Regions from separate parts of the Mus musculus genome. Here all the other regions are linked to region 1. A link is a loop called in an ENCODE intact Hi-C map of the cell type or tissue named here. Cell type or tissue: heart. All regions are shown on one strand. Region 1 has its middle 3.9 kb from the start of Gm30560. Region 2 overlaps Gm26974 (a long non-coding RNA gene). Region 3 has its middle 23 kb from the start of Zkscan2. Region 4 overlaps Hs3st4 (heparan sulfate (glucosamine) 3-O-sulfotransferase 4). Region 5 has its middle 29 kb from the start of Gm30501. Region 6 overlaps Hs3st4 (heparan sulfate (glucosamine) 3-O-sulfotransferase 4). Region 7 holds the start of Gm25759 (a small nucleolar RNA gene).

Region 1 (4,000 bases):
GATGTCCTCCAGGCTCAAACAACAGTTTCGGGGGTGTGGGGGGGAGCCTAGGAGAACACAGAGGAAGTTTCCTGTTTTGGACTGAAAAGGTTTACTCTCACCTCCACTTCCCTTTGCCGGAACAAAATAAACAGTCTTAGCTAACTGCAAACGGCTGGAAAGTGAGATTTACTCAGGAAGAGGAAAAGAATAAAATATGCCAATAGTACCATCTAGAACAGTGACCTCATGGAATTCGTTAAGCCTTCCCAAGCCTTGCTTGCTTGGTTCTGGTAGAAAAGACTATACTGGACCTGTCCCACCATGCAAAGGATACCGGGGACCACTCTGAAATGTTTCTGTCACAGGAGCACAGCTTGAAAACTCTGGCTGGGACTCACACCTGCACCTTCCCACCTGGAAAGGACTGGCAACTTCTCCCTCATCCGCCCCACCCCCATCACCTCTTAGGCCAAATAGTCGTAGCCCCCACCCCACCCCTATCTGCTTTTCTAATACTCATTAGATGACTCTGGACCCCAAAACTACTTACTTTCCTCCCAAGAGAGGAGCAGCCACACCCAGGAATCAGTCTTGGCCAGCAAGGCCTCCAAGACAGCTGTTGGGCCCGGCTCTGGAAGTTTCTCCCCTGGCAACTATGTGGGTGGCTCTGAGCCAAAGAAGTCCTCGTGGCAAAACTAGCAGGAAAGAGAGGGCAAAGATTCAGGCCAGGCCTCCGGTGTCCTACCCCAGCTCTGCCCACTGGGAACCCCCAGCACCATAGAGGACCCACAGATAAGCTTGGGGAACAGAGGAAATGCTGTTTGCTAATGGAATGTGGCCAGGACAGGCAGGCCTTCCAGAGCACAGCCTTGCTGCTTGGTGCTGGCCTGGGGGTGGAGGAGATGAGACTGGAGCTAAACCTGCAAATTCCTGGAACAGGGTGGAAAGAGCGCAGCACTGAATCCGAATCCCAAGCAAATGGGTTCCCCTCACACCCTTTGTCAACACTCAAAATCATTTTCAGCCTCCAACTATAACTCTATGTTACAAGCTGTGCCTTAGGGGGAAAGGGGGGGGGGGCAGAGAGCGCAGGACTCCCAAAACTTAAAACTGTGTTTGTGGTGCTGGGGGGGGGGGGGGACGCCAGGGACTCCCACTTGGTCAACAGGTACTTTATCTACTATCCAACAACCTAGCCCAGAGCTCAGCAATGTTTTAAAGCTTTCTGGAGAGCTTAGGCACAGCTGGAGTCCGGATCCAGGGAGCCATGCACTGTCCCCTGTACACTGCGGACCCTCACCACACAGCCTCACGGAGCCGCGAAGGTTGGTCTAAGGCGCAGAAAAGCTGCCCACTACCCGAAGTCGACTGGCAGGAAATCTGAAGTTATTCAGGCCAAATCCAGAAAGAGAGGAGAGTAGGAGGGCAGAAAAGGCGGGAGCGCGAGAGCGAGCGGAAGGGTGCATGGGTAGGTGGAAGACACTGTGAAGAGATGTGCAGAGGGAATGGAGGAATGAAATCGGGAGAGGACGGGAGGGAGGGAGGGAGGGAGGGGAGAAGGAAGGGAAAGAGAAAGGGAGGGGAGCTGCACATAGGTTCGATGAAACAAAGGGAGAAAAGCCGAATAAATGAGTCACAGATGGGGTGGGAGGGAGGGAGAGGAGCGCGAGGCTCCGCGCTAGACCTGCTAGGGACTTAGGACGCCGCTGCAAGCGCGGGCTCTGGTCGCAGGCTCGCAAACCTGAGCACGCGCGCAGTCTCAACTCGTGGACGCCGCTCAGGCTCTAGCAGTCATAAGGCCTGGGTGCCCCCTAGCGGTCATATGTGGCACTGCAGCGGCGGTGTGGCGGGACCTTGCACTCTTCCCTAGGGATGTGCGCTGCACCGAGTTCCCGAAAACTCCTCCTTAAAAGCCACTTCCTTGCTCTCGCTACAAACCTTAGGACCTCCTGCCCTGGCATCCTCTGGAGAGCAGAAAGATAAGCGCTTCCTAACGCTCTTTTCTGAAAAGGCTTCCTATTCCCTTCCGTGAAAACGGATCAGTAAAGGTGGGGGGGAGAGAAAATGGTTTGAGTTAATTTAAACTGTGTCTGCCGCGGGCAGCAATCCAAGAAAGGGTTTCCTTTTTTTTTTTTTTTAAGTCCTGGTGGAAGCATCAAGGGAAGCTCTTTGCTGCAGCCCAGCGGCCAGATGGAGCCAGGTTAGTCCAATGTGGAGGCTGCGGGGAAGAAGTCTCAGGCAGCCAGGAAGCCTAGGCCTGGTGGTGCCAGAGAATCACTGGGAATGACAGTGCTCATACTCGCTTGCAAACCCAGCATTCAGAAAGCAGAAGCAGAAATAGAGCCACAAGTTCAAGGGCAGCCTGGCCTCAGGACACAGCAATACCAGACTGAGCACTTTCCCCTCCCAGGCTGTTTGCATAGGTGAGCTTATTTCATGGCCAGAATCTTTGACGTTAGTACTATGTGTCTCCGTGTCACAAGGAGGAACCAGAGACCCTCAGGAATTAAAGGCACCCAGCTAACAAGTGGGTATTAAGCTGCTGGACCTTGTAGAACTTCAGGCTTCGGCTCTGCCTCATGGACAAAGCATGTGGGAAGTGTCTGGAGGCTCTCTCCAAAGTGACCCTGCCAGTGAGTACCCCGGGATGACCCTGGCTGTGGGTGAGGCTGATGACATCACAGTCCCTCCCACCTGTCGTCTCCCTCTGTGCTCCTCCACATCAAGGGGCACAGCCTGCCACTGGCATGGAGTCCCCAGCTTCTTCATCCGTTCAGCAGAGTGTTCAGAGAGTGTCTCCTCCGTGCCAGGCTGTGCTAGAGAGCCAGGAGACCAGACCGTGGCAAACACTAACTAGTAACAACCTGTGATAAACAGATCAGCCAGCAAATGCACAGTGTGGCTGCACATTTGCATGTGACAAGATTATGTACTAAGAGATGGCCTGGCCTAGGGACACCGATGTAAAAGCTCTTATTGGAAGCCGCCTCGAACTCAGAAGTTTACAACTATGCCCCAGCTCCCCCGCCCCATCCCTGGCCCTTCTTCATACCTGGAGTCTTAGACAAGGAAGCTAGGAGAGAATGAGGACCATCCCTCAAGGCGTTTGAACTTGACCCTGGCTCTAGACGGGAGATCATAGTGACTGTACAGCTCTCTCAGTGCTCAGCGCTTGACTTTGTTTACATCCTCACCACTGATCTCTGCAGTAAGCTTTTGAGGTAGATGCTCTTGATAAACCTGTATTTCCAGGCTCTAAAACCAAGGTGAACAGCTCCGTGGGGCACCAAGATTTTAGGAGGAAAGGGTTTTGTGGCACACAGTTTCAGGGATTTCAGTCCATGGTCACCGGCTTGCTGGCACATTGTGGTGGGAACATGTGACAAAAGAGAACATCCAGGAAGCAAAAGACAGAGGCTGAAGGACTGGGAGCTCCAATATCTATTTAGAGGCCACACCCCCATGACTTACTTCATGTCACTGGGCCACCTTCTAAAATTTCCAGCACCACTCACAGGCTGGGGACCAAGCCTCCAAATCCAGCTTCCAGCATCAACAACACACATTCCCTAGATAGTAGCCAGGGAGGCAAAGAAAATGTCAGCTCAGATCACTCGCCTCTTCTGTTAGGGACCAATGGAGGCAACACAGAAATAAAAGATCGCAGACAGGCATCTCCAGAAACAATTGCTCTTTAGCCAAAACATCTGGAGGTCTGCAGCCTCTCCATAGAGGTGAGACTGTGCTCACATGATGTTGGGGGGGCGGGTATTGAGGTCTTATAGTATGGAAAATGGGGAAGGTTAGGGCTGGAAGAGTCCATCTGGGGTCAGTTCCCCAGCAGTCAGGACATGGTAGAGGGTTTGGCCTGTGGATCTCCTTATTAGATGCTTTCACAGGTGTTATCAGACAAGTCAGCTTTCCTTCGGGACCCCTCGGTCCACCTGAGGCTTGTAGGTCATTAACCTTCCACCTTCAGCAGCTCTAGACTGGGAGTGGCACATACACTGTGATGACA
Region 2 (4,000 bases), 1.4 Mb before region 1:
GGGAAGAGAGGAGAGGAGGGAGGGAGCTGTGATCAGGATATAAAGTGAATAAAAAATACTAATGATAATGATGATCTCCTGTTTCGCAAAGGACAGGGATGCTACCAATATGGAGATAATATGTTAATTGTAGTCTGAGTCCTTCTGCATACTGTGTTATGTTGGGTGTATTTCTATTTGTTCTCATGGTCCCTCCCCATTGGTCTTTGTGTCCTTTCCGGTGATGTTCCTTCTTCAGTGACTTTACACTTACTCTTCATTCTGACAGACTCTGTCTCTGAACCATTACATGATCACCTCTCCATTGTCATTAAAGCCTCAGCTTCGATTCCACCCACTCACAGACATTTCCTCTGACTGCAGCTTCTAAATTGGGTGCCGTCTTACCCATGGCTTTCACATACAATCTCAATTACCTTCCTTCACAGTTTTAGCCAATGCACCTGTCTTACCATGATTATCATATGAGAGCAGGGCCTTCAATCTCATGTGCCACAGCATCTACAACTAGAACATTATTATATCCTAGAGCTTGCATCAATTAACCTCTCCAGAGCAAAGCGCTGCAATAATTAGTGACCTCAAACCGCAGCCCTTCATTTGGTATGTGATTCTGACCAGCTAGACAGCTCTTACTTGAAAGACCTCATCCAGCTACCAGGCTGGTTGGTAGATGCATAGTCTTGCCAATGTCACTCTCATGTCTAGTCTGGTAGCCTGAAGCAGCAGAGACAGCATGCACCATGTAACCTGCTTCTATAACCCGCAAGCCTGGGCCCTTTCACAAGAATGTGCAAGCAATCTGACCTGTATTCATGAACGAGCAGACAGCTCAGGGATGCGAGGAAAAGAAATCACACAACAGGATCCTCAAGAATAACAAACCAGACAATTATACTTTTATCAAATAAAGAGCATCCAGGAAATCAAATAATTAGGACAATCATGAATGATTTCAGTGAGATTTAGGATAGTGCACATGGAAGATCAGGCCATGGCTGTGAAAACAGAGCAAGAAGAGGGTAGGACCGTGAACCTAGTAATTAAAAGTACTTTCTGTCACTGGAAATAAAATCCAGCAGACAGGACGCATAAGGGAAGGAATGCAGTTAATGACTGTGCCAGCAATGTTGGGAGGAAGGAATCACGCACAACCGAAGAGAGTGTGAGGGAAATACAAAGTGGCAGGGATGTCTCTCATTATTTTACTGTGGTTCTAGATGCAGAGAATGAAGTCAACACAAGATGGACATTTCAATAGCCTATTAGAAAATAATTTCCCTGAGACAAAGGTATAAATGTCTGGTTTGAAATGAGCCTCAAAGAAAAATCACATGCATTAAAAAACCCCACACCCAGAGGAAACTCAAAATTTCAAGGAGAAAGAAGAAGCATTAAAAGCTTCCTGTGTGGAAAGAAAGTTCACTGGCAATGACAAGAGAGTCGGTCTGAATTCTCATCAGTAGCCGTAGACACCGGGAGATGGTGACATTGCGCCTTCAAATCTCCCAGTGTATGTAATTTTGAACCTTGGATGCAGGACTCAGTCTAGTCTTGGAAAGAATAATTTAAAGTCATATTCTAAAATGTGTGGTTTGCTGTTTACAGACATTGCTAAAATACAGCACATGAGGATGTCAAGACGGGGAGACTCCCCAGGAACACGAACCCGGAATGCACGGAACGGGAGATTTGGGGCAGTGCAGAAGAGGCATGTAAAATTAAACAGTGCTTGAGGGGAAACACTTAAACCATGGGATTGAGGAAACTTTCCGGCAGTAGAGTCTCCTCAGTGGATCTCTTCAAATTACTTGATGACAATGTTGGTACAGTTACAACCTTCAAGGTTGCTACTTTTAAGAATCATTTGTTGAATTTTTAGTATCAACACACAAGTAATATCAGGAGAGTTAGATTTATAGAAAAGAACATAAAAGTCATAAGTTAGTCAGTGTGAAAGCTGCAGAGCCAGGGAAACTTGGAGAATGATCAGAAGGGGACAATGGGTGTCTGTAGATGGTGATGCAATTCTCCATCCAAATGTCTGCATAGTAAGTGCATTCTCACTGTTATGGGAGGTCATCCCTCCATAGAGGAGCTCCTGATGCTTGTTGGTGTGCGATGTTGTCTGGAGATTGGGTGTTAACTCCTATCTTTATGGCTTCCTTTACAGAAATTCTAAGCAGGCCAATCAATTTTGTCTGAGCCTTATAGTCACTTCTCTTATTTAGACACTAGATGGCGCCCTAGAGACGGGTATGGTGTAAGTTGGCTGTTGGTGTGCTGTCATAATTTCAGCAGAAGAAGGCAATCCTAGCTGAGGGTTGTCCTAAATCCACAGTTGGTCTATTGACCTTTGCAGAAAGAGTCCCTAGTGAGGGTAATCTGTGCCCAAAAGCCTCTCCCTGGAGTAGGGTAGGGCTAGACACTGTCTCCACACCAGCCTGCACTGGGCAGTCACTAACTGTGAGATCGGCTTCCTCTGCATGCTATGCTACCAGTGCTGCACAGCTGGGACGCACCCTGAGCCCACAGTCGACTGAGAACGAACCAACGATGATAATGTATGTAGGACCCACAGTGCCTGTCTGTTGCGTGTCCCAGTGCAAACGGATGCAGCTGACAGGGGCTGCAACACCGAGGCTGGTCCCGAGGGCTCATCTTCAGCAGGTCTGGGAAGGAAGCCCCATGGGGTCTGACTGGTATTGCTTTTACCAACCCAGTTTGCGTTCCAAGCCAAAGTTCCAGGTTTACTGCCCTTTCCTAGCCCCAGCAGAAAGGCTCTTGCCCTGTGCTACCACACCTGAGGTTGAAGTATTGGTGAACGTGAGCTGCTGGCCATTAGGGCTGATACGGACCTGTAGCTGACCAAACCAAATACGTGTGCTATAAGAGTATAGTGTCCATTGCATCTCAGGGTAAGCTTAGAGACTTCACCTGTAACCATTAGCCTGGACAGCGGTGAAGCCCAAGGCTGGGATCATACCTGATTCTCACAGCCACAAGGACCTGCACAGCCTTGGGTCTGATGTTTTTGAGGCCACCTCTAACACTGGTGGTGACCCAGACAGAATCTCAAGTCCACCTGTTGGTATGTAGGTCAGTCTAGAGGCTCCATCCACAAACTACTCCCCGGGTGTATGAGTCTTTGTTTATCGCCCGGTTCTGGGTCTTACAACAAGAGGCACTTACTGAACATCAGCACCTTGCTCTAATGTCCTGTAGGTGGAGTGCTGATTCCCTCTGCCGCCAGTGGTTGGAGGTGAGAGGAGGGGTAGTCAGTCAGCTTTGGTTAGCATTAATTCCAGTATCATGTTTCCATTGGTGTTGGATCTAGGAATCGAGGTCTGGGTCTTGTATTTGGTTTTACCCCGTGGGGCCCGAGTTTCAAGTCTAAGGTGTGGCTTTAATTCCTTCTCCTTTTCCACCCGAGTTGCTTGGCTGGGAGGTGAAATGTGGGCAGCTCCTTCCTGTCTTCTTCAGTGGGTCTTTTGTTTATACTAAAATCTAGTACTGTGGTTACCTACCCAGCTTCATTAGCAGTGGGGACTTGCTGTGAGGATCATACTGGTGATTCCAGAGGACACAACAGCTAAAAGCATCTGGCTCAGACCACCTTGCTTTGCTTGTTTGGTTTGTTGGAAAGAGTCTCCCTTTGTAACCCAGGCTGGCCTTAAGCTTGGCTACTCTCCTGCCTCAACTTCTGATATGCTTGGGTAAAAGACCTGTGTCACCACACTGCTTGCTTCTCCTGCCTTCTTTAAAGTTGATGAGTTTAAAAGGGGAATATGCTCACAGAATTTAAAGTGGGTAAACATTTTTGCTATATGTAAGTATTACTTTAATTAAAAGTTTCTTAAAGAAATAGAAAACCAAAGTGATAAATTAAGTGCATACATCATGGACTTTATTAAAAGTTTAGTGAAAATGCAGTAGTTTGGCACAGTTAGAGTAACAAAAGGTTAATATTAGGTATGGTGGTCATGACTTTCAGGCTGCT
Region 3 (4,000 bases), 1.9 Mb before region 1:
ATGTAGGTTTTGTGGTCTGTGCCCAAGGCAGATAGATGCTCAGGCCCATTAAGGCCTGCCCTGTCCCCTGGCCGCCTGGGCTGGCTCAGAGGCTTTCTCTCACCTGAGTTCCTCCGAGTTTTAGGAGAAGTTTCCGGCTACAGAGCAGAGGGTCCATGTTCTTTCCTCACGGATTTTCCGCTCAAACAAACTCATTCTAGGCCGTGGCCATAGAACATTTCTGCCGTCTGAAAAACGCGGAGGATGGAGGGGGAGCAGGAAACACTCAGCAGGGAAGCGTGGATCAAATTAAGAATATTACCCAAATACATCCAGTGTGACAGCCGCCCGCCATCGAGGATCCCCTGTGTGCTTCTCCATCCCACTGCCGATGGCTGTGAAGCCTTCGCACCCGAAACCAAAGTCGCTCATGGGCTATGTGGAGACCCAGGGTGGGCAGGACAAACTGTGAGGCTCCTTTGATGGATGCATGCTAAGCTTTAATTTTGGATTTGCCATTTCAAATTTGTGGAGCAAGCCGTCCATTCACCCTGTGATTTATTTGCACTTGAGCAGAGGTTACAAGGTTCTGACTCTTACTGTGATTTCCCCCCCTGCATTGGTCAAGGAGGCAAAGTGCATGCTCTGTAGTATCCCTCAGCCTCAGTTTTTCCTTCTGCAAAATAGGCCTGTGATGCCCACACAGCTCCATCTGAAGGTGCTAATGAACAAATGAGTGACTGTTTTTTTTTTTTTTTGTTTTTTTTTTGTTTTTTTTTAACCGAGACTGTCCTCAGATTTGCAATCTGCTTCCTTCAGCCTCCCAAGTGCTGGGATTACAGGAATGCACCACCACACTGTGCTATGTTTTGCATTTTGTGGAATGTCATCTAGCTGGAACACACAGTATAATTCCTGCTCAGATTCCCGGCAAAACTGTGGAGGTGTGTGTGTGTGTGTCTGTATCTTTGTGTATTTGTATCTGTGTATGTGTTTGTCTGTGTGTGTGTGTATTTGTATCTGTGTGTGGTGTGTGTCTGTGGCTGTCTATGTGTGTATTTGTATCTGTGTGTGAGTGTGTGTGTATCTGTGTGTGAGTGTGTGTGTATCTCTGTGTCTGTGTGTGTTTGTATCTGTGTGTGTCTCTTTGTCTGTGTGTATTTGTATCTGTGTGTGAGTATTTCTTTGTGTGTGTCTGTCTGTGTGTGTATTTGTGTCTCTCTTTGTGTGTGTTTATGTGTGTGTATCTGGGTGTGTATTTGTATCTCTCTGTCTGTGTCTGTCTCTCTCTCTGTATCTGTGTATGTGTCTGTATGTGTTTGTATCTGTGTGTCTCTGTGTCTCTGTGTGTGCATTTGTATCTGTGTGTGAGTGTCTCTGTGTCTGTGTGTACAAGTGCACAGGCATTAGCATGCTTATGCAGGTCAGAGATGGATGGTGTCATACTGATTTGAGTGAGACATGTCCCCAGGCTCAGGCATTTCAATACTTGATCCCCCAGTTCGGATGTTTAGGAGGTGTGGCTTTGGTGAAGGAAGTGTGTCACTGGGGCAGGATTTAGTAGATTAATGTCTTGTCACTTCCAGTTTGCTCTCTTTGCTTCAAGCTTGTGGTTCAAGATGTGAGCTCTCAGCTGCCCACCCCTGCAGCCGTGCCTGCAGCCTGCTGTTCCCACTTCTATTCTAGTGTCAGCAAACCCAAGGAGAACAGATGACCTACGCAGAGACACAAATCTAGATAAACATCCTTTTGTAAGTTGCTTCTGGATGGTGTTTTCTCACAGCAACAGGAGAATAACCAGCACAGGCGTCTTCCAAATCTCCCCACAGTTCTTTTGTTGTTGTTTGCTTTTTTGAAGCTGTTTTTTTCCTTAAGCAAGGCCTAGGCTGACCTCAAACTCCCTCTGCAGCTAAGGCTGGCCTCAAACTCCTAATCCTCTTGTCCTCTTGCCTTCATCTCCCAAGTGCCAGGATTATGGGAATGCACCATCAGGCCAGCCTTTTTTTTTTTTTTTTTTTTTTTTTGAGGGAGAGAGAGAGGCATGTCATTGAACTCTGAACTCATTGATGAAGAAGTCTAACTGGGCAGCAAGCCCCAGGAATTTTGTTTGCTATGTGACTTTAAATCCATGATGACAATCCAATCCTCTATGAAGATTATCATAGAGGTGGGTGTTGTGAGAAATCTCTGAAACTCCTCAGTTTTACTGGGAGCTAGTAACAATACAAAGTCTTAGGGGTTAGGGGTATGGCTCAGGGGTAGAACTCTGGCTTAGTATGTAGAAGGCCCTGGTTCAGGCCCTAGCACCACAAAATGTCCCCACAAACTTCAAAAGGTAACATACAGGTGGCAGTGATCGTGTTTGGAGAATGCTGTCTCTCAGGGTTTTGAGTTTGCCGTGGATGATCTTATAACCTCCTGACTGGGACAGTGAGTCTGTGGGTGCTAATCCAAAACATAACAGCAGAGGGCAGCCTGTGCCCAAAAATGGCAGCTCTTTCCAACAAATTCCACCAACGTTGCTGTCTGCTGATAACAGAATCAGCGAAAGCAGCTCTGGACTGCTGCCTGCTTGGGGTCTCTGCATGTAAATTTACCTTCTTGAAAGATGTACAGCAACAGAGTCAGAAAATTAGAACTCTACACGGACCCATAAAAGACTCCATGTGGGTTCTTGGTCCTCACCCAGTCTGGCTTCCCTTTCTCCTCTCAGGCTTTGGTCTTATATTCTATGGGCTGCAGCCCACTCCCAGGAGCTTAGCTGTGAGGTTTTCTCACACTGGAAGGCTGCTCCCTCAGACGTCACGTGGCTCATTCTTTTACCTGTGTGAGATCTTAAGTCACAGACCTTAACTCTGAACCCCCCACCCCTTTTTAAAATTAACTCCTTTCAATACTCTATATCTCGATTTGAAAGGAAGCCAGGGCAGAGACTGTACACTACTGTTACTTTTCTCCAGTCTTAAGAGATTAAACTTTATAACTGAAAAAAGAAGGTGGTTAACCCAGAAGGTAAACTCCTAAAGTCAGAACCGTTTCCCAGATCATGTCTCCATTCTGTGTCATCCGCCGAGGATAAGCCTCCTGGTGAGAAGTGAGCACTTTAATAATTGTTTGTTGAATGGAACTACATCACAGCTCTGCTTATGAAAGACATCGAGACTGTAAGGAACAAACTAGCATTTTAATGAGCTTTTGATTCTAGAATTTGGGCTGGGCTCAGATAGGTGGCATTTCCAATATAGACCAGGGTCTACTGGTCTCCGCTGAATTTCTGTCCCTCCACAGTTATCTGCCAGGCTGGCTGAGACACCTCAGTTTTACTCCACAGGGGCTCTTGGAATGGTTTATAGAAGCTGTGTTTTACCTCATTTAAAATGTATTCACCAGTCAGACAATGAGAAGGTGTCTGTTATTCAAAAGGCATCCTTAAGGCTGCAAAATTGATAATAGGCAGAAGCTGGCCTCAGTGCACCGTGTTATGCCCTCTCACTGTGGGTGAGACATCAACGCCTGCCCTTGACTTGGGGCTGGCCCTGTAACTTGCTTTGGCTGATGGTATATTAGCAGGTGAAATGCAAGCAGGGATTTGAAATAGGCTTGTAGGCTGGTGCTGGCCACGCAAGTGTGCCTGTGGAGAGACACTTAGAGCAGAGCAGAAGTAACTTAGCTATCTGATAGAGGCCAGTGCAGATGTGCAGAAACTAACTGATAGGCACATGGGCAAGTCGTTCAGTGTCAGCAGCAGAGCTGCCTGCCTGACCCTGGGCTGACCCCAGGTACGTGCACTGATTGCTCCCATCTCACTTGTCTCCACAGAGCATCTGTGATCTCCCTAGAGGATTTAAGGAGTCCCACAAGTCTAGTTACAGACCTAGCTCTGGAGGAACACGGTGACAGTGGCCAGACGCATGTGGGCTTGGGCGCTGTGCTGGACCATCCTTCACAGAACTGGTGATTCCTGGTAACCTCCCCTCCAGTGATGGTGCGCAGGCTTCCTTTAGGAAAAATCTCCCTTCTT
Region 4 (4,000 bases), 1.3 Mb before region 1:
GGTTTCTTCACTCTGTAGTTTGGGGGAGTTTTTGAATGGCACTTGATATCTGGTTTTCTTCTTAGCTGACTTCATTTAGGGAAGGCAAAAATATTTTATTTTCACAGTATTGTTGGGTCACAAAAGCTCACTGGATCCCTTTCCTCTCCCGTCATGTTCAGATGACACACCAGTGCAAACCCCACATGTGAGCCTGTGCCTGGCATTTGTTGCTCTCTTATTTAGATCAAGACACCAGGAAGGCATTCCAAGCTGGTGTTACGGACTTAGATGGAAATTATTTCTTTACTATTTTTTTTAAAATTAAGAATTTTTCATAGAATACATTTTGGTCATATTTTTTCTCTTCTACAGCTCCTCACAGGTCCTTCACACCTCCTTAACACCCGACTTCACATTCTCTCTCTCTCTCTCTCTCTCTCTCTCTCTCTCTCTCTCTCTCTCTCTCTCTCTCTCCCTCTGTGTGTCTGTCTGTCTGTCTCTCTTAAAAGAAAACCAAACCCACCCCAAACAAACAAATAAACAAATAAACAAACAAGAAAAATACAAATAAAAACCAACAAGGCAAAACCTAAACAAAAATCCTGACTCTCCTGCATCCAGGCTTAGGGCCTGCCCTGGCATGTGTTTGATCTTGGATTTAAATGGTTGTTGCTGAGAGAATATGAGAAAAGAAATAATTGGTTCCACACATCAGACAGTGCTGAAGACCTCTTAGGATATGATAGGATCTTGTTCTTTAAAAGACCTAGAAGTATTTATAATTTCCTCTTCTCCTTAAAACATATTTTTCAGCCAGGCATGCTGGCACACTTTTTTTTTAATCCCAGAATTTGTAAAGCTGTGGGAGGAGGGTCCTACATTTCTCATCAGCCTGGGCTCCATCAACAACGTGAAGTTGCCTGGATGACAAAGTAATAACCTGTCTTAAAAAGTACAGTTTATGTTATCCCATAAGTATCATGAATATTTGCAGGGTAAACGTGATAGTTAAATGTATATGCACAAAATTGTTAGTGTTCCTAATTTATCAAATTATATGTATCTGATTCTTTACTCTGTATCCCACAAATATTTATTATTAAGATAATTAGTAAAAATAAACTTGTCATATTAGTAGACATAAAATAGAGAGAAATGAGCAGAGGGAGATCTTTCTCATATAATATATGTTAAATTTATAAAAGTCCATTGTCAGTAGGATGGGGAAGGGCTTCATGCCTTCCTGGACCTATCTGAGATGCTATGTGACTTTTAACTACAGGCTCCCTGTGTAGCAGAACCCCTGTAGGAGGGTCCTGATTTGCCTCTCTGATCCAATGGAGTCCTCTTGAACTTGACCTCCTTTATTACAATGTATATCAGGGTGGGAAGGAACAGGACTCTGGAGCCAGGTAATCTGAGTTACCATCAATTCTGCAGCTCCTCTCTGTGTTTTGTCTCCACACTAAATGATGGTGCTAATGGAGGAATAACTTTGAATGGTGGTTATCAACTATGTTACCATCACTGTTTACCTACATCCAGTTTGCTAAAAGCTGCCTTAGCTCAGTGGAATGCATTTCTTATCTGATGTAGCCTAGTCTTCCCAGAAGTCGTACTTATCTGCCCTGATTTATATTCTCTCTCCCTCTCCCGCCCTCCCTCCTTCCCCCTCTCTCTCTCCATCCCTCCTTCCATCTTTCCCTTGCCCCTTCTTTCCTTTCCTCCTTCCTTACCTCCCTCCCTCCCTTTCCCCTTCTTACTCAGCATTTACTATGCACCTGGCATTTGTCAGACAGATGTAGCTGACTCTAACAGAAGGGAAGGATAATAGTTTTCAGCTCTCAGGATCCACAGCCTAAAGACAGAGCGGAGGGAATGTTTGATTGTGATTCATCTTCGCAGCCCATTTTCCATCTTCATTATTGATACAATATCCTCAGCATGCAGTTTTATCCACAGTCTTTGGACAAGCCTCACATGTCCTCAGTTGACTACTTAGAAGCTGTGGTGGCCCCACTGGTTCCTACTTCTTTTTTTAGAACACCAATACCTGTTCATCCTTCCATAGTTCCCATGGATCCTCCCTTTCTTGGGCATGATTCTAGCTTTCCATTTTTTTCCAGGGTATCTGGAGAAGTCTAACTCAGCGAGGTTATTCTTCAGCATGTATCATTGGGTGCCTTATTGCTTGCCCAAGAAGAGGGTCAAACCCCTTAGGGGATTCTTTTTGTTTTAATCCCAGGGAAGAGTGGGTGTTGCCACTAAAGAATTCTGTTTCGTGGATTTGCTGTCCCAACCACTAGGTGTCACTATTCTACATAAATAAAACAGGAAAGACTTGGCCTTGGCACTGTGAAATTAAGTCTTTGGTTGGGGGATCTAGCAGGTTGAGGAACCCACTCATTCTGAAGTGTCAGGTAACAGCAAGCACTGTGCTCTCAAGCCTAGCTAGAGTGCAGGAATAGCCTGCATTAAAAGGCTCTGAAGTCCAACTATCAGACATGTAAATCCAGCTTCTGTCTATATCTGCATTGGTATTGATCCTTTTAAATAGTCTTTAAAGATTAACCTCTCAGAACAGACCTAATGTACTATAGAATGCAGGGAACAGATCACTTCATTATTAATATAGCTGTTTGGGAAGAAATATCTGATAGGATCAGGGCATCACATAAAACCTCACAAAAGAAAACCTCTTCCCTTTCTACAGGTGACCCTCTGTCTGGCAGAGAAATCATACATTGCCACTCAGAGGCAAATAATGAGATTGTTACTCTATTCTCTCCCCATTTTTTTAAAAAAAGAATTTTTGAATAGTTGTATCCGTTTAGGAGAATCTGCTGTGCTTCCTCAGCTAGGCATGAGGACAGATTAACAGGCAAAGGCAAGCGACCCTGCACCCTCTGGCAGCCAGCAGTTTCAGTAAGTCGGTGAGCTCTGTCCTTCTACCTCTGTTACAAAGAAGCAGTTTCTGAAGCATGGCGCTGCGTTCCAGTGTTTATACAAATTCAGGGGCCTTGCTGACCAGCATATACAGCCCTGCAGTGTTTACTGTGTGATAAAGTGTTAAATGGGAGTCTAGTCAACCACACGAGGGTCTGGATAGGCTGTCCTGCCTTTGACATGCTCCTTCTGGGGGAACATCTAATTTTCTAGGCAAGGGTATGGCCACAAAAGCCAGAAAGCATCTACTTTGATGGAATTGCACTGGACTCTTTTAAGGCGGATTCAATCCCCTACATAAAGACCAACACTAATGGTTTTAAAGCAGAAAGTACAGGCAGAGATGAGACTGTCTGATTAACAGTTCCACCATACAGCATCTCTGTGCTGTGACCCCACGGTGGGTTCAGATTGATCCGCTGAGTAACACTATGCACACTGATCAATGCAAACCTACACATTATTTTCAGTTCTTTTCTCTTACAACATGGCAGGGCATCTTTGACCATCTGCTCATGCCTGATAGCACACTGGTACGTAACAGAGACTGTAGAGGTCAGGTGCCTGCCTCCCTTCCTTTAAATTCCTCTGACACAAATGTCCTGAAAAGGGTTTTTGAGAAACCAGTTGTTACACATATCTGGCAGAAAGCTTTGGTTATTGCTGTAGAAATTTCAGTGGGCTCAAGATTCTCTCTGACTATTTCAAAAAGAGGCCAGTTGTAATCCACACAGTGTGGACCTGTGGAATCAGGCTAGAATCTTGACAGTTTGTAGGATTTTTGTTTTGTTTTGTTTTTGTTTTGTTTGTTTTTAAAGCAATAACAAATAGATTGTTGGTCACTATGTAACTTCCTAGCAGCCTAGGGTTCTCATGTTATCAGGTTCTATCATATGATAATGGTAAAAATAATGTAATATCAGTTTTTTTTTGGAATAGAAAAAAAGTTTTTTTCCATAAAGGGCATTTTGAAATGGGTCATTAACTCATTTTATTAGTACATTAATGCTTTGAGTGCTGTAAAGAAATAATGTATCAACCTACTAGGGCTACCATTGATGCAATAAAGAGT
Region 5 (4,000 bases), 210 kb before region 1:
GCTGACATAGCACTGGTAGAGCACTGGCACAGCATTGGCACAGCTGGCACAGTATTTGACACAGCACTGGCATAGCTGGCCCTGGTTAGAATCAGAAGCTCAGGATCCTCTGTCACTGTTTACCCAAAATCAGAATTGCAGCAAGATGATGTGTTTGCTCTGAGCCCCCAAGAGACATGCTAGCATCTTACCAGAAGCTTTAGAAAGGGCTCCTTTGTGTCTTCAATCTGGCCAAAGTGGGTGGCACATGCCAAGGGGACTCTGGACATCTAGATAATGCCAACGTCAGGCTAGTGGCACAACCTAGCACTGGTGTGAGGGCTTTGGAGGGTTGGGACTGAGGCCACATGGAGAGTTGACTTACTGCTTCCAAGTGGAAATGCAGGGTCTGCCTTGTTACTTCAAATGATTTGTCACTTTAGAGTCACCCTGTGGGACCAGATACCTATGTCAATTCCCTCGATGACAAAGGCATCATCACACATTTTAAGGTAAAATGTACCAGCATTTTAAAAAACCTAGAGGAAAAAATAAACTTGATATGCTCCAAATACAAAGGGGAAAGAGTCTTTCAGCGGTGGGATAAGCCCTAGAAGTGAAGCTGGGGTGTTCAACACTGGAGGGAGGGGCAGACCACCTGTCATTTATGGGTAAACAATGGAGAAACACAAGAAGCAAGGTGGAGCCTTGCCTTGCTCTGCTTCTGTGACCTGAGGTAAGCTGTCTCATCCTTCTGCACCCATCTCTTCACCTATAAAGGTGTATGATTTGTATCCTAGAGGCCAAATCCACGAGTGATACAGTGAGGCACTTTGAGCAATGTCAAATAAACACTTAAAACTGGCACTGTGCACACCTCTTGCTCCTGCTAACTTCCAACCCACATTGAACTCTTACCATGAGTTCCCCAGACTTCCTCTCTAACAAATTCTCCAAATGAATATGCACATAAGATGTGTGGTAGCTATGCTTCTGAGGCCTCTCCCTGAAGGTTGTTTGAGCCTGTCTTAACCCAGCATCAGCCAGCAGGGTACACCTAAATCCTTGCCTTCTTTGAAGCCTGCGTTCCCAAGTCTATTCTGCACTGAAGATCCTTCAAATGCTGCACAGTTTCAAAGCAGATCCATTTATTTGTTCAACAGATCTATCAGGTATCTCCAGTGTCCCGAGAATACCTTACAGGTACAGGTATGGATAAGATACCTGACTCTCAAATTACCCAAGGAGCTAAAGGGAACTGCAACCCTATAGGTGGAACAACAATAGAACTAACCAGTACCCCGGAGCTCTTGTCTCTAGCTGCATATGTATCAAAAGATGGCCTAATCGGCCATCACTGCAAAGAGAGTCCCATTGGACTTGCAAACTTTATATGCCCCAGTACAGGGGAACCCCAGGGCCAAAAAGGGGGAGTGGGTGGGTAGGGGATTGGGGGGCTGTGTATGGGGGACTTTTGGGATAGCATTGAGAATGTAAACGAGGAAAATACCTAATAAAAAAATAAATTTAAAAAAAAAAAGATACCTGACTCTCAGGGTGTTGTTTTTGTAGGCTCATGGAGGAATTGGTTATGCCACACAAGAACATAACTAACAGGATAATGTTGGAGCCCAGTAAAGATCACCAATTTGGGGTCAAAATGAGAGCACCCATTTCAAGGCCCCCTCCTGCTACACTCCTAGGCAGAACGGTTTGAAGTACCTCATTTTGACTGAAGGGTGAATCCCTGGGTGTTTTCAACAGTCATCTTCTTTTTAAATTTGCTTATTCATTTGCCCGTTTAATTATTTATCCCACAAGTATATGTTAAGGCCAAAGATTCTTCTGCCCAGCACCGGGAACTCAGAGTGGAACAGACCTAGTCCCTACCTACATGAGACAAAACTTCCCCATTGGTTAGCAGAGCTATTCCAGTCAGATCAGCTGGGATACCAGGTGCCCTGATAGTGTCGGCTGACATTGAAGAATTTTAAAGGCTGAATAGAAAATGTCCAGGCTTCATTTCTGAGGCAAATGCACAGAGATGGAAACTTCCTTCCAGTAGCTGCAGGGAGGACAGGGTAGCTTCAGAGTGTGGAGTGGGGCAGGGAATACAGAAAATGAGGGCTGGGACAAGAGGTAGCTTGTGGAATACTTGGGTGAGATATACAGCCTGGACCTGGAGAAGGAAGGAAGAGGGTGGTGCAGGAAACAACTCTGGGTTCTGCCATCCTTGAGAGAAGTACCCACATATGTGCCAGAGTCATCCATTATCCACTCCTGGCCCCTGGTGGGCAGACATGCACATAACCAGCATCACCACCATAGGAAGGAATGGAGCGTACAGTAGCTGAAATTGTGCACATCTTCTGACGGAGCTGTTGAGTTGGTAAAGTTCTTTCACCTGATTTAAAAGTCAAGTCACAAGTTCAGAAAGTCAGGGAAGATTCCCCTCCTCCCACGGTGCAACACTGCTTCCCTCTCCGGTCATCCATCTGCATGCGATCCATCTGCCTCCTCTCATCTCCTGTCCGTATCTATTGGTATTTTTCTATAAGCTGTCCAGAGTCTCAAGCACACACATGTTCAGTTGCCTGGACTTTTAACATTTGTGCTATTGAAAAATGGACTTTAGGGAAGTAAAGCTATAGTCAGTTTTGCATTACAAAGAGTTCTGTTCCATAGCCCTGTGGGGAAAGGTCTACAGAAGGCGGTCCTACAGGTGGGACCAAGAGAACAATTGGGCAGTTCACATGGGGATTTGAACTGAGCAATTGATGGAGAAGATCGGTGAGAATAAGTTCTGGCATTAGAATGTTCATACTCAGTGACTCACAGCATGTGAGGGGGAGACAGGGAGATGCTCTGTAGGAGCTGCGGGGTATGAAAGTGGGCACAGGAAGCCAGAGTTAGAGAGAAGCACATGAGCTGCACAAAATGTGGTAGAAAAGGGAGTCCTGGAGTGCAAGGTGTAGACTTCTGGGAGCTGTCGTTGCTGAACCAGGAGTGATAGACCAGCTCACCAATCAGGAAGAGGGGCTGAGATGTCAAGAGAACACCCATTCCCAGAGTGCTCTAGAAATGGAGCCTACCAGAGAAGCAGAGAAAGAGCTGATCGGGAGAATACAGCGTGAGGTTCAGAGAAAATCTGAGGAGCCCACCAACCAGGTCAGAAGAGCAGGAGGGTCAGCAAGGTATAGACATTCACTGGTGACATTTCCAAAGCAGTTTCAGACACCACTGCGAAGATAAGGAGGCAGAGACAGTATCTCAGGCTAATTTTAAATCGATGTTTTTATTGTGGGGGAGGGGCAATGAAAGATCAGCTTTCTGCCATGGGCTGCTTATAGAAACACCAGGGAGACGTCTCAGAAGCCTGTTGATGTCAGGCTCCGCTCAGCTGCAGCACGCTGCTCTTTTATTGTTTTCAGATGCAGTGCAGGCACCTGATCTTAAAACCTCCTGAGGTGGTACAGAGACGGCTGCTGAAGCTCAACAGAGGCAAAGTGGGACATGGAGGGACCGTGGTTATCAAACTGATTTTTCCAAAGTGGGAGAAATTCTCCAGCATTTGGAGACCATCATGACAAAAGTAAAGAGGCAGAAAGGACGTACAAAGACGCTGCGTGGGAGGGAGGAGTCAGTGTTCATGGTCCAGCTTGGGGGAGGAGTCGGTGTTTATGGTACAGCTGGAGGGGAAGAAAAGTCAGTCTCTATGGTACAGCTGGGGGAGGAGTCAGTGTCCATGGAACAGCTGGGGGGAGGAGTCAGTGTTCATGGTACAGCTGGGGGAGGAGTCAGTGTTCATGATACAGTTGGTGGGGAGGAAAGAGTCAGTGTTCATGGTACAGCTGGGGGAGGAGTCAGTGTTCATGGTCCAGCTTAGGGGAGGAGTCAGTGTCCATGGTACAGCTGGGGGAGGAGTCAGTGTCCATGGTACAGTTGGAGGGGAGGAAAGAGTCAGTGCCTATGGTACAGCTGGGGGAGGAGTCAGTGTCCATGGTCCAGCTTAGGGGAGGAG
Region 6 (4,000 bases), 1.0 Mb before region 1:
TTTTTGTCGGAGACTTGTCCCTACTGCCCTGGCTGCTGGGAACCAGAGGGGGCCTGTAGGTTTCATTCATTCTATGCCTCACTTGTAACCAAACCCCAGAACTGGTCCACAGTTCCTGGCAAAACATGCCTATGCTTCACAGCAGCACTTACACCTGTTACTGATGTAGACAGGTGCCTCCATCTTGCTTGACTTATTTTACAAGCTTCCATAGCCAGGCATGACTGACCCCAGCAACACTTTCATAGATAAAACATCAAGTGCATTCAATGAACATTAACCATCTCACTGACCAGATACCCTGGGCCACACAGAAGAAACGCAGATAACTTATTTACAAAAAGCCAAGATTCATTTTAAAGATGCAAAGAGGCAGAAACCAAATGACCTCACTAGTAGCATGACTCTTACCATGTCATTCTCTGAGAACACACAATGAAGAGATAGGATTCCTATGGAGAAACAACAGCGATCTGCATTTGCGGTGAGCAGTGAATTCCTTGGAGGTGTACTGAGAAGTGCATCATAATTGTATAAAACATTTCTGATTGCTCCTGCTGTCCATCCTTGTTTTATTTGATGAGAAAACTGGGGTTTGAGGTGGTTAAGTGCTTTTCCTTTAGTCTTTCATACAGCAGAGCCAGAGTTCCTAGGCAGTGGAAATAGCAAGGGGGCTATCATCCCAGTATAGAAGATGCTGCCTCGGAAGGACTACTGCAAAGGGCCTGCCAGGCGAAGAGCTAATCTCCCTGATTGGATGGAATACATTGCAGACATCTGTCAAATGATCATGCTTCAACCCACAAATCAAAAAACTGACAAAATATAGACACAACCTAAAGAGCATATGGGGTCACAAAGTAGTGAGGGTAGTAGTCAGACCTTTGTCACTGGCAAAATGCCCGACACTTAAAAAAGTAGAAAGATTAGTTAAGAACACTGGCTCAAATCTGTAATCTCATCATTTGAGAAGCCAAGACAGGAGATTCTGAACTTTTAGACCAACCAGAGGATTACGTGAGAGCCTGCTTCAATAAACAAGAGTGAAAAGAACGAGAAATCAATCTATTTCAACACATGGTTTTGGAGGGTTTGGTGTCGAATGGTAGGGAGGGCATGGAGGAGCACAGCGCTCAGGTCATGGCGCTTATGAAGCAGGGCTTAAGAACACCTGGGTTAGCAGGCTTCCTCTTTCTTTTATTTTTGAGATTGTAATTTAAATACAGCGTTTCTCCCTTCCCTTGCTCTCTTCCATTTTCTCCCTCCACTCTCATGTACCCCTCCCTGCCCTTCTTAAATTCATGCCCTATTTTATCAGTTATTATTGTATGCATAAATATGCAAATACATATGTGTTCCTAAATATAACCTGTTGAGTATATGTAATGTGGATTTTATGTGTTTCAGGCACTGGACAATCAGTTGTTATGCTCTTTCCAGCGGGAAAGCCACCTCTCCCATTCCCAGTTTACTCAGTTGCCTGTGGTTCTATGTGTTGGGTTGAGGCCTTGTGAGCTTTCTTCTCATCCACTTCTCATGTCTATTTTTTTCCTCATTCATCTCATGTTTATGCAGTCATGTTGGTGAGAATTTGCTGGTGTGGCTTCTAATACTTGCTAGAAGTTACAATCTCAGAGCAATCTTCCTGATCCTCTAGCTCTCACAATCTTTCTGCCTTTTTTTTTTCTGGAATATTCCCTGAGCTTTAGGTTATGGGAATGTTTTGCAGATGCATCCACTTGGACTACACTCCACAACTCTACATTTTGACTGGTTGTAGTTTTCTGTAGTGGTCTCCATATATTAGAAAGAAGATTCCTAGATGAGGGATGAAGACTACACTTATATGTGGGTATAAAAACAAATGTTTTTAGGTTGTAGTTAGGGATTATGCTAGTTTAATAAAATAGTGATTATAGATTCTTCCCCAATAATCATGACTTCAGTAGCATTGAGTGATTAGCTAGGTTTCCATAACTGTCCATGGTATCCCTCTTACTGAGTGGGTCTTAAGTCCAATTAGAGAGTTGTTACCACCACGATATTAGCATCACTTTGCTACCTATAGGGTAAATGCTATTTTGATGCAGTTCATGGGTATGATAGCTAGGTGGGGCTGTTGATTGATTTTCTCCCACCTTTGTAATCTTGCATAGCCCCTTCTGATTCCATGAAAGCTCATCCGTATGGAGGGCTGTTCAGATCAGTCGAGTTCAGGGGCCTTTGGGCCATGTTTCTGAAGTATATGGTAATTTTACCAATAGATACTTACGTTCCATGTCTGGAGGGTAACCAAGGGCAACAGTAATAGGTTGTATGTTTTGGGAAGCCTGTTAGAAAGCCCTGGCCAACAACTAAAAAGAGAGCTTCTCTCTCGTTTCTGGCACATTCTGCCATTTTTAATACCTTCTGCCAATGGGACAATGCTAATTGCATTGAGAACATGCCATCCGTCTCAGTTAATCATCTCTAGAAACATTCTTATAGAAGCAGCTAGAAGCCTGCTTCACTAATTCCCTAGGTATCTTTTCATTTAATTAAGTTGACAAACAAAAGAAACTATTAGGCAGGAGTAATAAAGCAAAATGTAGACCAAGAAAAGGCAAGACTTGAATGAAAACCTGGCATATTGGCAGTTGCCATCACAAACAAGCCACATTTTCCTTCCCTCCCAGGTTGAGGTTTGTTGGGGACCCACACAGCTTAAGGGTGCAGGGCTTAGACATTCATCAGAGTGGTGGGTACGCTTAGGAAGAGCTTATGGGGCTTGGAACATAATCAGATGCTGGTGAGAAGCAAGGAGGGGTGGCAGCATTCCTGAGGCAGTGACAGCCTGACACACAGCTGAGAGGAAAGCAAGAGGTGAGATGGAGAGACCTGGAGGCCATCCTGCCACTCACTGTCTGTTAACTGTGAGCACAAAGGGCCTGAGCAGACGAGCTGACACCTCTGTAATCAGTGCTTAATTGTTGGATGTGCCCTTTGAGATGCTGAGCCAGAGGATAGGAAATAAGATTGCAGATAGAAGTCAGTGTGCAGGGTTCTGCAGAGAGGCCCTCTTTGAATGTACATAAACAAAATGTTAGACAAGTACATTCCAGATGGGATCCCCAGTCAGGGGCAGGTGATGTGTGTTTTACCCTCTAATTTATTCAAAATAATGGAACAGCTTCTCTTAGGATATTTGGATAGGACCTTCCATGCACAAAGGACAAAGGGCTAGACCACAGTGGTTCTCAACCTGTGGGTCATGACCCCTTTGGGGGTCTAATGACCCTTTTACTGGAGTTGCATATCAGATATTTACATTAGTATCCATAACAATAGGAAAAATACGATTATGCAGTGGCAACAAAATAATTTTATCATTGGGGGGGGGGGTCAGACGAGAAACTGTACTAAAGGGTCGGAGCATTGGGAAGATTGAGAACCACTGGGCTAGAGAAAAGGTTACTGTTGTGAAGACACAGAGGCTGGAGGCATTTCAATTTTAAAGCCATGTTTTTCTACCTGTAAATTTAGGAAATATTGAAAGGAATGTCTACAACCCCACAAACACCAAACAGTGAGTACAAAGTTAGTCAATAAACTCTCTCATATGAACAGGCACACGCACACACACACACACAGACAGCTTTGTAAAGATATAGATTTAGCGGTGACTCATTTACAAATGCATTTTTAAAAGACTGTGGAACCCCTAGCTCTTTCTGTCCATATGTGCTGTCTAAATAGAATGGAACCAAGAAGTCTTTGCCTGTCACATGGCTGTCTGTTGATGTTAAAGACAAGTGTCATATTGAGAAAGATTAGTGGACAGGAAAACACAAGCAATACTTATCATTTGTGCAGCATGAAGCATGAGCCCTGGGTGGTGCCTAAGCCCTGCTGAGTTGTGAGGATTTCTAGATGTTTAAGATTCAAGCATAGCGAAGAGAAGTATTTCTGGTACTCCCCTGGTGTATATGCCACATTGAAGTGTTTGCCGATGAGGGTAAAC
Region 7 (4,000 bases), 1.2 Mb before region 1:
AAAGGGCCCATCATGTAAAACTGGGAGGCTGGTAGAACTGGGATTTGAATCAGTTCTATTTAGTTCAGCAAGATAAGGCTAGATGTTTAGAACTAGCCAAACAGCCAGTCTGCATGATAAATGCCACCCCACCTCTGCCCGCTGCCCTCTGCCCTGCTCTACTCTGCCACCACTGTGGCCTTCATTTACATCCTCTTTCCCATTTGCCTTTTATTGGACTCTCTTTCCTTTGAAATTCCTGAAGCTCTTGCCCTCACTTACTCTCCCAACTCTCTCCAAGGATGACTTCTTTCTGATCCCTTTATACATGGAAGGCTTCATGTGATTCACAACTTGGTCGTTTCTTCTACCTGCAGGGACCCATGTACACACTGTGTTTGACCCACAGAGCCTCCACATTCCAGTTACTAATGTAATAAATCGGGTCATCTATGAATCAACTTTGTGCTACATGCTCCTCTGCCTTTTACCACCCAGACACATACAACTCAGGAAGAACAGAAAATCCATTCAGTGTTTCTAGCACTCCCTCATCCCCACCTTGCACAGCAAAACGGGAAACCGTGTGCTTTTTTCTAATAAAACAGATTATGTCAGATTGCATTTAAACCCCAAATGGCCTGTCACTTCCAAGATGATGGCAGAGGCACTTATAGATCTTCATTTGTTGAGCAGATACATCAAGTCTCCAAGACCACATGAAACTACTACTGTCCCTATCTCCATTGTGCGGAAGAGATAGTGGAGACTCAGAGAGGTCAATCACGTCTCCAGAATTCTAGAGCCAGGGAATGGTGCAACAGAGAATCAGGCCCAAAGAGTGGGTCCAGAGGCCAGAGGTCATTCTTAGCCCTTGCAGTCTGAATTACCAGCTTTGATCCACTCAAGGCACTCAAGACTTTCTGAGGTATGTACATTTTGTGAGAGTCTCTTGGGTTTCTTGACCAACATAATTGGAAATTGGAGAGAGGTCCTAGCCAACCACTTAAGAATAATATATAAGAATATAATTAATGCTTATATTGAGAGTAAGAAATACATGCTCCTAGAGACATTTCAAATGTGGCTGCTGCGTCATGAGTACATCAGTAGGTGGCAGAGAGGCAAAAACCCATGTCCACACTCAGTGTTCTGACCTATGAACATTTGAATGAGTAGCCTAACATTTCCTGAAAAAAAGTTAACATGAGACCACTACCAGTCCAGCTCCGGGGGACCTAGACAGGGAGCTAGCCTGACACCACCACCAGTCTGGCACCAGCAGTCCAGACAGGGATCTCAGAACAGGAAGCAAGCTGGAAACTAGAACTGCTTTGGACCACAGGCCCTGGGTGGGAGTGAGTCAGAGACAGTTGACCCTCTCGAAGGCCCACTCACTTGGGTGAGCTGTGTGAGGAGTGAGCCCAGGACAACCACCAAACTGGTAGCAGGGTTCCTGGACAGAAAGCTAGCCCAAGATGACCACTAGTCCAGCACCACACAGGCCTGGGGGTTCAGACCATGCTCGAGGTGACCCCTACCAGATGACACAATGCACAAGCGGGGTATAGCACCTCTGAGACCACTCCTAAGACAACCCCAGAGCCAGATACCGCAGGCACCACTAAAAGGAGTGAGTGATAGAGAAATGGAAGAGAAAGAGAAACAGAAGGATGTGTACACAAAGAAGAGAGGTAGAACTGGAGACTCAAGGGTAATAAGGAAAAGTCAACTGTGAGTAGCTGGTGATGCCAACTAGGACCATGGTGAAGTCCTGGTCTGTGCTGCCACCAGGGGTCACATCTGAGTCCATGGAAGGCCAGGCAGATGTTGATGTCTGAGGGTTGTGCAGAACTATCTTTACTCGCTACCTGGGCATCATGGGATAGTTGGCCCTAGAGGCATGGAAGCAGGAGAGCTGACCCTGCCCTTCTGCCTCCAAGTTGCAGTAATGGGGTAAGTGCACCCCCCCCCCCCATTATGGGAGTTGTGGATTAGCTGGCCTGAGGATTTGAGTATGGGAGAGCTGGACCTACCACCTATCTCCCTGCAGTGGCGTGTATGTCAGAAATATACTCTCCTCCCCTCACACCTCACCACTTACAGCAAGTGGGAGACATGGCCCTGGGGTCATTAAAGCAGGAGAGCTGTCCTTGCCCTTCACCAGCTACAACACTTGGGAGAACAGGATCAGCACCTTTCCTGGGCAGCAAAGTAGAATTGGCCCTGGGTGTGGGGGCTGCTGGTGAGACAGCCCCAAGGACATAAGTGTGAGACAGCTCGCCCTGCCTCCTGTCTGCTGGGCTGTGGCACAGAAGAGGGAGAGACACCCTTCTCCCCTTGTCTCTTGCGCGCGCCCAACTGGCCAGGAAGAACGACTCTGCAACAGGATCCTTCTGCACACGTTTATTCAGTCCTGTTTCTTCTTGTTTATATCTCCCGAACCCTGGGCCTCTCACTCTTTTATACTCTCAGTTCCCATCCACACACAGCAGGCCACGCCACCTCACCAGGCACGCAGCTTCAGCTAATCAGGGCAGCAGGGCATATCTCCATCAAAATGGATTCACCAGTATCCTGGTACACCTGCGCAGCTCTAAAGATGTTTGTGGCTTATATGAGAAAGTCAGGTGCAGGTCATACGACTTAGCTGCAGTCCCTGGTGCCTTTGGGACTGCCGCCACACCCGCTCCTCACACTTGTCCCTCACCACATATCGCAGCCTGGAGAGCTAGCTCCAGGGTTATAAGAGTGATAGGATTTTCCACATGCCTCACCAGCTGCAATACTTGGGAGAACAGACCCTGTACCTAACCTGGGCAGCAAGGTAGAGCTGGCCCTAGTTACAGGGTTTTTGAATGAACTAGTCCTGAAGGCATGAGAGTAGGAGAGCTTGTGGTCTGACCATCTAAGACACTTCTCAGACCCAGATCCAGAGCTTTGAATTGGCCCATCACAACATCCACCCCATCGATGAACTGCTCGAGTGTACGAAGGGTCTGGTTCGACAAATCCAATACTAGAGGATCTCCATGACACAGGGCAACAATAAATAGGGTAACCAAAAGGAGTCCCAGTGATATTCCGGTACTGATAGAATAACAGAAGCCACAGGAATTGTATCAGACCAGCGAGTCATTAGAATAAACATTTGTGAACAAAGAAGTGTGGACAAAAGAGTATATTGTGGGATATACTGTAACACACTACAGCTTCCACAACAAGATTTCTTGTTCTCTGTTGGGGAGGAAGTTGAATGGGTAGAGGGTTGGTATGAGAGGAGGGGAAGATGAATGAGATTGGGTCCATGATGTGAACTTCACAATAAAAACAATAAAAGTTGAAAAAGGTAAATATACCCAGGTAGGGTAGGTGTTTATTATCATCTTCATTATGCGTATAGGTTATATACCAATATGCTAACATTTCTTAGAGCTTAGGGGAATTTTGTTAAGCAAATGACTGAAATTGTTCAGATTCCACAACTTGAGAATCAAGAAGAGAATTGCATCAAAATTATGCATTGCCTTGGACAGCAATTTCATTCAGGGGCTGAATCAACGAGAAATGTTCATCTCCTTCATGTGCTGAGTGTTTTTATACGCAAAGAGCAGAATAATATGATCATGGGGTGATGCTAGCTGCAATAATTCTTACAGGAAACAAAGGCCCAGGCCATTACTGATGTGTCTACACCAATAGGACTCATATCTGAGCTGAATTAATTATACCAGAATTGCTCATTCCCACCATTCCTCTGTTTTTTCAAGCAACTCGGTGACTTTGTAGAGCTGTCGGAATAGTAGTCAGTTGTGTGGTTTGGCATGAGTAAACAGTGCTGAGTTTCAGTTCTCAGCAGAAGAGAAGTCAGTAAATGAAGGCAAGCTCTGGCAGGGTGAGAGCATGCCAGAATCCCCTAGCTCTGCTTGGCACTGATTTTTTTGGGGGGGGGGGAGGGCAGAAATAAGAATGGGGTAGAAGTTTAGTCAAACTGTTTGATTGGCTTGCAAACATCAGTTTG

The links. Peaks named below come from ENCODE experiments on the same cell type or tissue, not always from the same donor. Only the 100,000 strongest peaks of a DNase experiment are listed, where the experiment ranks them.
Region 2: a loop joins it to region 1, with 6 times the contacts of the local background. A loop is called at or near these places in 6 of 42 quality-filtered maps.
Region 3: it touches region 1 in a loop (9-fold over the local background); 15 of 42 quality-filtered maps call a loop at or near these places.
Region 4: a loop joins it to region 1, with 9 times the contacts of the local background. A loop is called at or near these places in 20 of 42 quality-filtered maps.
Region 5: it touches region 1 in a loop (7-fold over the local background); 5 of 42 quality-filtered maps call a loop at or near these places.
Region 6: it touches region 1 in a loop (20-fold over the local background); 13 of 42 quality-filtered maps call a loop at or near these places.
Region 7: a loop joins it to region 1, with 5 times the contacts of the local background. A loop is called at or near these places in 7 of 42 quality-filtered maps.

The regions. Positions count from the first base shown.
Region 1 is chr7:125,392,045-125,396,044 of GRCm38, forward strand. No RefSeq gene overlaps it. Among named protein-coding and RNA genes, the nearest start is that of Gm30560, 3.9 kb to the right of the region's middle. In heart, CTCF peaks have their summits at 1,833 (motif pointing left) and 2,034; DNase peaks (open chromatin) are centred at 767 and 1,807; H3K4me3 peaks cover 1,371 bases; H3K27ac peaks cover 1,260 bases; H3K27me3 peaks cover 273 bases.
Region 2 is chr7:123,962,513-123,966,512 of GRCm38, forward strand. It overlaps Gm26974 (a long non-coding RNA gene), which reads right to left. Exons shown (of 4, transcript XR_003946874.1): 4 at 3,882-4,000. Among named protein-coding and RNA genes, the nearest start is that of Hs3st4, 18 kb to the right of the region's middle. In heart, a CTCF peak has its summit at 2,235 (motif pointing right); no DNase peak of the experiment used is centred here; H3K27me3 peaks cover 311 bases.
Region 3 is chr7:123,521,946-123,525,945 of GRCm38, forward strand. No RefSeq gene overlaps it. Among named protein-coding and RNA genes, the nearest start is that of Zkscan2, 23 kb to the left of the region's middle. In heart, a CTCF peak has its summit at 2,444 (motif pointing right); no DNase peak of the experiment used is centred here.
Region 4 is chr7:124,126,891-124,130,890 of GRCm38, forward strand. The region is part of intron 1 of Hs3st4 (heparan sulfate (glucosamine) 3-O-sulfotransferase 4); the gene reads left to right. Among named protein-coding and RNA genes, the nearest start is that of Gm25759, 17 kb to the right of the region's middle. In heart, a CTCF peak has its summit at 2,285 (motif pointing right); no DNase peak of the experiment used is centred here.
Region 5 is chr7:125,179,491-125,183,490 of GRCm38, forward strand. No RefSeq gene overlaps it. Among named protein-coding and RNA genes, the nearest start is that of Gm30501, 29 kb to the right of the region's middle. In heart, a CTCF peak has its summit at 2,283 (motif pointing left); no DNase peak of the experiment used is centred here.
Region 6 is chr7:124,381,545-124,385,544 of GRCm38, forward strand. All of the region lies in intron 1 of Hs3st4 (heparan sulfate (glucosamine) 3-O-sulfotransferase 4), which reads left to right. Among named protein-coding and RNA genes, the nearest start is that of Gm23168, 110 kb to the right of the region's middle. In heart, a CTCF peak has its summit at 2,104; no DNase peak of the experiment used is centred here; H3K27me3 peaks cover 484 bases.
Region 7 is chr7:124,145,243-124,149,242 of GRCm38, forward strand. The region is part of intron 1 of Hs3st4 (heparan sulfate (glucosamine) 3-O-sulfotransferase 4); the gene reads left to right. It overlaps Gm25759 (a small nucleolar RNA gene), which reads left to right and starts at 1,039; the gene lies at 1,039-1,167. In heart, a CTCF peak has its summit at 1,780 (motif pointing right); no DNase peak of the experiment used is centred here.